Linked DNA regions of Homo sapiens: region 1 is linked to region 2. The links are chromatin contacts, found by Hi-C or POLR2A ChIA-PET in ENCODE. All regions are on one chromosome and are shown on one strand. The core of a region is the stretch at or near the end of the contact, and the rest is flanking DNA. Distances in the headings are between cores, read along the strand shown. Region 1 overlaps LOC107984625 (a long non-coding RNA gene). Region 2 holds the start of PCDH17 (protocadherin 17).

Evidence for each region. A loop is a pair of places that touch in the nucleus more often than their neighbours do. ChIA-PET counts read pairs that join two places held with the same protein, here RNA polymerase II (POLR2A). Pooled maps may share reads with other maps.
Region 1: a loop to region 2 is called in a map of endothelial cell of umbilical vein, with 8 times the contacts of the local background. The contact joins the enhancer-like site here to the promoter of PCDH17 in region 2. A Hi-C loop is called at or near these places in 2 of 168 maps with a recorded cell type or tissue (A673 and endothelial cell of umbilical vein) and 3 of 50 pooled maps. POLR2A ChIA-PET finds 5 or more read pairs at or near these places in 1 of 52 experiments (WTC11).

What each region holds. Positions count from the first base shown.
Region 1 is chr13:59,532,673-59,536,980 of GRCh38, forward strand. All of the region lies in intron 1 of LOC107984625 (a long non-coding RNA gene), which reads right to left. Among named protein-coding and RNA genes, the nearest start is that of DIAPH3-AS1, 480 kb to the right of the region's middle. Within about 2 kb of position 1,564, at least 2 of the 41 ENCODE cell types and tissues checked have a DNase peak (open chromatin) inside an H3K27ac peak, as active enhancers do; they include A673 and endothelial cell of umbilical vein, where a contact is called at or near this core.
Region 2 is chr13:57,628,709-57,633,186 of GRCh38, forward strand. PCDH17 (protocadherin 17) reads left to right here and starts at 3,036. Exons shown (of 4, transcript NM_001040429.3): 1 at 3,036-4,478. The coding sequence starts at 3,839. RefSeq lists enhancers at 999-1,584, 3,543-4,222.

The DNA.
Region 1 (4,308 bases), core at 314-2,813, 1.9 Mb after region 2:
GAAAGGCTTACAATTTTTAGGCCTCAAATTATCTCTGCAATAGGCCTAAAACTAAACGTGTGTTTTCTTGTACTCTTAGATGTTATAACTATTTTTTATTAAAATTTCTCCAAGCATGTACTGAATATTCTTTTCTAGAAAGACATATGTACAGATATACACCCATGTACAAAGGTAGACCCAGTTGATATTACCACCGTAACATTGTGAAGGCTGACAAATATGAAATGTTTATTTGTAGCAGTTCCATTTGGAAGGTACATGACACTAACAATAAAATAGTAAATGCATAATTGCTGTCTGATGCCTTTTTGCAGCTTTCCAGAGACAATGGCATCAATTGAAATTAAGTAATTTTGAACCCTCTCATTTTGCAAGAGAGAAGAAAATCTAAGAAAACTGAGTACTGTAAGGAAGATATGAATACAGAATTAAGTAAAACAGGGACTTTCCAAAGATAATTAGGCCATTCCAGATCCCAACATAAGGAGTATCTTCCCATCCACCTCCTTCCAATAAAAATCACAATTTTTAAAAACCCTTTAAAAAGTATTTCTTGCCACAGTTCTACCTTCTGAATCCAATTAGCAATTTTATCACTTCATTTTATTAACATCTATTAATCTTGAAAAACATAGAACTGGCATTCTATCGACCTCTTTCTGGTCTGTATTTATAAGGGAGAAAGCTTCTTACTTCTATTTACTAGCATGAAAGAAAAAGAGATTTAAGGCAAGACACTTTGCATAGAAAACTCATAAACTTCCACCTAAATAAGCAGTTATAGAAGAGCAGATGCATCTAGATTGCATTGGTAAACAGTTCTCTGTTATAGACCAATCAATAAAGTTAATGCTAATTGTAATGTACTTTTGTCAAATTGCACTTCGTCTTAATTTCTGATTTATGGCATTTTCCATATAGTACTTCTGAAAATCTAGAGCTTATTGCAATCAGTCGCTGCTAATGGGAGACTGACAGAAGTGAAATAACATTCTAACCTGAGTATTCAGATATCACGTTCAATATTCCTGTTGATTCAGAAAGAACTAATGTTTACTAAGCCATCCCCCACCTGCCCCAGACTTCCTGTAACAGCATAAAATACCAGTGAGTCAAGACCAACAGGTCTTGACCCCAGCCACATTTATAGAAAATACCAGAAGCACTTGTCTCAAGAGATAATATCCTTTACAACTGCCTATAGAAATATTTACAATGCATTGTGGAGTGCATTGATCATTTTGTTCAATAAATTGTGCATTTATAAAATAGAACAAGAATTAAAATTCAATTTTACTATTACAAGTGAATGGTTCTGTGGTTGTTCCTTATATGTCAGGTCCTAGTCCTTGGGACAATAGAAGAACTATAGGATCTATCCCATGTTGTTCTAAAGAAATTGGAAAGTTTCAGAGCTTCCTGCTTCATCTACAGTAGAAGAATCTTATCCTGCCAGATCCTTCTACTACCCAGTATCATGTCAGACTACTGCAAGGCACCAGCTTGTGCTGGGCAGATTTTTCTTTCTCCAATCTTTTCCTCTCTCTCACTCCCTCTCACACTCTCCCTCTTCTTCCCCCTGATCCTTTCCCACTCCCCTCCCCTTCTTCCTTCCCTCCCTGGCTCCCTTTCTTATTCTATTTATAAACTATCTGGTTCTCATTTACCTCTATAAACATTTTTGCCTAGATAATTCACATCCTTTGGGGGGATTAAAAAAACTTAGCAAAATGCCAGGTTCTGTACTAAGACATTTATAGAGGAGAATCTAATAATTTTCTATAGCTGTTCTTCCCAGCATGGTATGAAAATGCATTCAGTAGTTTAATTTTCTTTTCCTTCTTGTTGCCAGAATTATTTATTGCTGAAAATTGAGGAGTTGTATTATAGTTATTATTTCTTTTGATTGGTTTAAAAATTTAGTTTGATAGAAATCTTAAAGAAAAAAAAAACTCACAAAGTTTAAATGTGGTTTGGAAAGGCAACAGAGGGATTTGAAGAGAACAGATCTGATGAAAAAGAAAAATGTTTTAGCATTTTCAACCATCCAGAGTAGAATCATTGAAAATCAGGAAGTCTCAGAAGGAAACTCAACAAAGTAAAAAGGTTTTATAAAAGAATACATAGCTATTTCGAGAGTTGTGTTGGAAAGGATAAGGTGATATTTTTTATCTGAGGCTATAATGAAAAGACCAGAATTACAGGTGCGATGCCTCTGTGGGAATCAAATTTTTTCCATGACAACAAACGAGATTTCCTTCTTGGCTAAACGCCTTGAAAAGATGTGGAAATACAGAACTGATCATACAGAGTTGATTCCATCACAATTTGTGGAAAAACAATATGTAACAAAGGACCAGTGTTACAATGTTAATTGAAAACAGTCCCCACAAAATAATCTGGATGACTAGAGCTGAAAGTTTCCCAGGCTATGGCTATAGACAAATGACAACTGCCATGAAATAAGCAGAATACAGCACAACCTTTTTTTTTTTTCCTCCGATACAGAGTCTCACTCTGGAGTGCAGTGGCATGATCTCGACTCACTGCAACCTCCACCTTCCAAGTTCAAGTGATTCTCCTCCCTTAACCTCCTTAGTAGCTGGGACTACAGGCGTGGGCAACCACTCCAAAATTTTTGCATATTTAGGAAAGATGGGGTTTCACCACTTTGGCCATGGTTGATTTCGAACTGCTGGTCTCAAATGATCCACCCGCCTCGGCCTCCCAAAGTGCTGGGATTACAGACATGAGTCACCACACCTGATCGATTATAGCACAATCTATTCATCCTTACTATCTGTGGAGATTGTTCTACCATCCATTCTGTAGCCATGATTATTGTCAACAGCCTAAGTGAATATGAACGGACAGTATCTTGTGTTGAGGGAAACACACAGGGACTGCAGGTGAGCTTTACCTCCTCTGCTCTTCCACTAACTAGTCAGTTGATGTTGAGGAAGCCCTATAAGCTCCCTGTCTCTTTGCTTCTTATTTTCAAGTAGGAATAACATTTCTGTCTTCTCTACTGCCTTACTGGATTGTTACTATCAAATGATATGAAAGAAGTAGAAGAAGTTTAGAAATATTGAAAACACTTATAAACATACAACATTATTAGTATTCGTTGATCAAAGTTGCCAGAGTTTATTCTCACATTTGCTCTGGGCTTAGCTTTTATAGCAAAATATGCCATTGATAGTAGGTTTATTGTCTTCCAAACTTTATATCAACACATTCTTACTTTAAAAAGAGCAAATTGAGATGGTTTTTGGAAAGGGGGACTTCTCTTTTGTTCTTGTCTTACTGAAAGTGCAAAAGTCCTATGTAGAGTTTAATTTTTAATTTTTGTGAGTACATAGTAAGTGTATATATTTGTGGGGTACATGAGATACTTTAATACAGCCATGCAACGCATAATAATCATATCAGAGGAAATGGGGTAAACACCCCATCAAGCATTTTTCCTTTCTGTTACAAACAATGCAATTATATTCTTTTAGCTACTTTAAAATGTACAATTAAATTATTATTCACAATAGTCACCCTGTTGTGCTATCAAATACTAGGTTTTACTCATTCTATGTTTTTGTACTCATTAACCATCCTCACTTCCCCCCAACCAACCGCCAACAACCCTTCCCAGCCTCTGGTAATCATTCTTCTACTCTATATCTCCATGAGTTCATTCAATCGCTTTGATTTTGATGTTTCCACAAATAAGTGGGAGTTTGATTATAAAATGCCTTTTTTTTTTTTTTTTTTTTTTTTGAGACAGAGTCTGGCTCTGTCGCCAGGCTGGAGTGCAATGACACAATCTCGGCTCACTGCAACCTCCACCTCCTGGGTTCAAGTGATTCTCCTGCCTCAGCCTCCCAAGTAGCTGGGACTACAGGTGTGTGCTACCACGCCTGGCTAATTTTTGTATTTTTAGTAGAGACAGGGTTTCACCATTTTGGCCAGGATGGTCTCAAACTCCTGACCTCGTGATCTGCCCACCTCGGCCTCCCAAAGTGCTGGGATTACAGGCATGAGCCACCATGCCTGGCCTATAAAATCCTTTCAGGTAGTCTTCTTTGGGTTTAATCTTCTTAGTGTTCTACAACCTTCTTGTACTTAAATATGGATACTTTCTCTAGGTTGGAAAGTCCTCTAATATTACCCCTTTGAATAAACTTTTGACCCCTATCTCTTTCTCTACCTCTTTTTAAAGGCCAATAACTCTTAGATTTGCCCTTTCAAGTCTATTTTCTAGACCCTGTAGGCATGCTTTATTGTTTTTTTCTTTTGCCGCCTCTGACTGTG
Region 2 (4,478 bases), core at 1,786-4,285:
TTTTGTTCTTAACTCTTTCTCAGAACGGCTGGATCACGAGCAAACCAGTCTCCAGTTGCAGATGTTTGTGATAATATTTAGGGAAAAAAACCTCTCTGAGATTAGTAAATGAAGTTGGAGAATAAATAGATGAATCAGAAGTCGGCCTGTGTATGTGTGCTTGTGTATGTGGTGTGTGGTGGTGGTGTGTGTGTGTGTGTATATATGTGTGTGTGTGTTATGGCTTACAAAACAGAAATCTTAGATCTCCTAATGATTGGCCTTCGTGTTTTATACTTTTGTTTTCATGGATCTTTAGCAAATGCGGTTATCAATGGCTATTTGATCTTAAGGAGAAAAAATCAAATTGCAATGTGACACTTTAATAACAAGAATGGAGGTGAACAAAACACCGAAACTAGTGTGTGTGTGTGTGTGTGTGTGTGTGTGTGTGTCGGGGGTTGGGGGGTGGGTATCCACTTTACCTTGAACCTGGGCTGAGATGGTGAGGAAGGATGACCAAAAGGGGTAGAACCTTAAGTAGTATTTAGCCGGATTTGAGTTTACAAAGCTTGTATTGACAGTGAGCCTTTCTCCTTAAAGGAGAGGCTCTATTTCTCTTAAGAGACATAGCCTCTCTTTCAACGGGAGTCTGCTTTTCTTCTGAAACACTTTCATAATTAAGTGACTTTCCTTGCATAGGTGCCTGAGGACAGCTGATTTTTCTCAGAGGATGAAGAAAGTTACATATTGATTGCTGTTGCTCGCGGCATGTTCGTACCAGCGCGGGCAGAAACGGGCTCACGAGCGCCCTCGAATTCACACACACTCACCGAAATACACATCTCAGCCCGTGGAAGCGCATTCACACACACCCACGTACACTCCTCCGCACCTCATTCAGATGGGTCCACGCGGAGTCAGGGCTGCGCTTCCCTTGGCATGGGCGTGTGTGCGGCGAGGGCGTGTGTGCGTGCGTGTGTGAGAGTGTGTGTAGAGAAACCCTTTAGGCAGACCGCAGCTACGTTATTCTGCAAGCATACTGCGATTCCCGATTCCGTGTATGTAGGACCACAAAAAAATTAAATCGCTGTTAAACTTTTTTTTGTAAATTCTCTTTTCCGAAGGAAGGCGCTGGAAGAGCTACTCCCGGTGGTTAAAGGCCCGGGAGACCTGGTGGCGAATCCTGGGGCGCGTCCGCTTTGGCGGAGCGCTGGGCTCCGCTAGCCGGACTGGTTCCCCATCTAACTGATCTAATCAATGACTCCGAAGAGCCGGGGCTCCTGGCCCCGCCCCCGCCATCCTCTTCTCCGCCTCCCATTGGACGCGGGCCGAGAAGGCAGGGCCTTGCTCCTCGCTCGGATTGGCTGACAGGGAATCAGTATCAATGTTTAAGCGGCGGCGTGAGGTGAATAGAGTCAGTCAGCAAGAGACGCTGGGGAGAGAGCAGGGATCGCGAGCCCGGCGGATGCGGCAGCGGCGGAAGGCGGCTGGGGAGACGCTACTCCAACTGTTGAATTGAATTTTCACCTTTCCTTTCATCCGCTGCTTTGCTTGCGGAGATGGATTTATTTGCTTTGAAATCCGCATATCTTTCTCAGACTGTGGGGTGATCCCGGCAGACACCAGACTGAAAGAGACCACCCGTGACAGAAAAGGAGGAATTAAAAAAAAAAAAAACCTCCACAACAGACTGCACAATTAACTGTACACATCGATGTTGGACTTTGTGAATAGAAAAAATTGAGAGGAAAATCTTGAACTATGATGCGAGGCTAAGCTGGGAACAATTACTGGAAACCTGATTTTGTTTTTCCTTTTCCAAGACTCTGAAAAATTTCGGGGTACCTCTCGCCTAACCAAGAGGAAAGGTTTAAAAAAAATAAACAAAATAAATAAACCAATACACCTAGCAAAGCAGACGCCTTGTTTTCCAGAACCTCGGACTCCGGCAGAAAGAGGTAGAGTAAAAGTGCTGCTAGATTCAGCTTCACCTTCTTCCCTCCATCCTTTTCTCTTGCATTTTCTTTTTCCCCAAAAACATGAATCTGGTTTTTCTTTCTATAGACTGAGTCAGAGAAAGCGTTAGGAAGAAGCCGCAACTAATGTCTGTGAAGGGAGGACCATGAGGCGAGAGTGAATACGATTCGTTCCGCTGCTTCTGACTCATCCGGCAGATCGGAACACCTGCATTTCTGGATGTGTCATTCCCGTATGTCGAGGCGCCTCCAGAACCCGAAATAATGTGTAGACAGACCTGTGTCTAACATCCCCTCGGAGGGAGCTCCCCGGGGTAGGAGCCCCTGGCTGGACCGCCGCGGCCGCAGCTCTGCACCCCCTGCCCTCCCTGAGTCGCCCAGAAAAACTGAAAGAGAGACTGCAGAATGCATCACGCCAAACCTTGATGTGTTGCTTTCATCCAGCCCACTCCTCCTACTATAAGAGAAAATTGAAGGAAAAAAAAAAACACGTACTTTATTTGCTTCAAATATTCATCACTTTTATTCCTCGCCAAGGTTTTCTTTTCTAGATGAAGAGGACTGGGAGGCAGGGCTATTGGAAGGAGATGCTGAATAGAAAGAAAAGAGGCACTTGACAGCCCAGCCCTGTGAATGCAGAGACTGTTTCCCTTCTAGCGAGAGACAGGGAGAGTGTGTGTGCAAGGACTGGGAGGGAGGCTCCCCCTTCCTTTTTATTCGGCCTCCCCCCTCCTCCTTTAAATGTGCACGTCCAACCATGAGTTGCCTGTTGATTTCCCTTCGCCTGGGAAGAAAAGCAAACTGGAATTAAACTGCTTGGAGAGAAGTCCTTGCTCGCGGGGAGAGGATGGGATGGTAGCGGAGGCTACTGGCTTGGCGTAGAGAAATCAGAGAGTGTGTTCTACGAACAGAGGCGAAGATTTATCTCTCTACTTCCCCCCTCCCAATAGACTCACACAGCAAATGCTGATCAGGCTGTGGCTTTCTTGATTTCGGGGGAGAGCCTTTTCCGAGGAAGAGAGGGAGGAGCCTGGTGGGGAGAGGAAACTACAAATCGGGACACTAGTTCTTTACGCTGCATTTCCTCCCCTCCCTTTGGCTGCTCGGAAAGGAGAGAGAGGAAAAAAAAAATACGCTTGGCTGGTAGATGCAGTCCGCCGCCGCCGCTGCCTCAGCCAGCAATGCAAGATTAGATCTCTAAATGCAGCAAAACACTGCCTGAAAACAGACCGGCCCGCGCAGCAAGCAGACATTTCACGGTGCGCTGGGGAAGCTTCAAAATATATCTGTGACTCTGTCTTCGTTGCTCTTCATCCCCATCAATTTCATCACGGGAGGCGAGCAGCAAGTAAGAATTTCACTTTCGGATCTGCCTAGAGACACACCTCCCTGCTCCCTCCCCCACTCGATGTGAAGAGTATTCCGGAGTCTCCGGGCGGGAGTAGATTTGCAGCACCCTAGCGGGAGCGAGGAAAACCTACTGATTCTTTAGCTCATTATCATCTCTCCCAGACGAGATTTCCTTCTTATCGCCTGCCTCATCGCTCAAGTTTGAGCCTCCCGAAGTCCGGGCGGGAGAGACGAAACCCCTGGCTCACCCCCAGCCGCAGGAAGCCACCGCCTTGCTCCAAGCCCCTGCAGCTCTGCTGCACCGCAGCTTCTCACCCAGTGCGGATGCTGTAGATCAACAGGTTCAGGGAACTTGAGCAGAATAAGGAGAGACCACCGGGTGCCGCAGCTCGGGTGCAGAGGGAAAAAAGGACCCATAGACTTGTGGCTCGCGTCGCGCGCGCACGCTGCGCCAGGGCCCCAGGCTGGCGCGCACTCCCTCTCTGGCTCCTCCAGTCCGATTGCTCCTGCCCCCACCTTACAGGTCTGGGATGTACCTTTCCATCTGTTGCTGCTTTCTTCTATGGGCCCCTGCCCTCACTCTCAAGAACCTCAACTACTCCGTGCCGGAGGAGCAAGGGGCCGGCACGGTGATCGGGAACATCGGCAGGGATGCTCGACTGCAGCCTGGGCTTCCGCCTGCAGAGCGCGGCGGCGGAGGGCGCAGCAAGTCGGGTAGCTACCGGGTGCTGGAGAACTCCGCACCGCACCTGCTGGACGTGGACGCAGACAGCGGGCTCCTCTACACCAAGCAGCGCATCGACCGCGAGTCCCTGTGCCGCCACAATGCCAAGTGCCAGCTGTCCCTCGAGGTGTTCGCCAACGACAAGGAGATCTGCATGATCAAGGTAGAGATCCAGGACATCAACGACAACGCGCCCTCCTTCTCCTCGGACCAGATCGAAATGGACATCTCGGAGAACGCTGCTCCGGGCACCCGCTTCCCCCTCACCAGCGCACATGACCCCGACGCCGGCGAGAATGGGCTCCGCACCTACCTGCTCACGCGCGACGATCACGGCCTCTTTGGACTGGACGTTAAGTCCCGCGGCGACGGCACCAAGTTCCCAGAACTGGTCATCCAGAAGGCTCTGGACCGCGAGCAACAGAATCACCATACGCTCGTGCTGA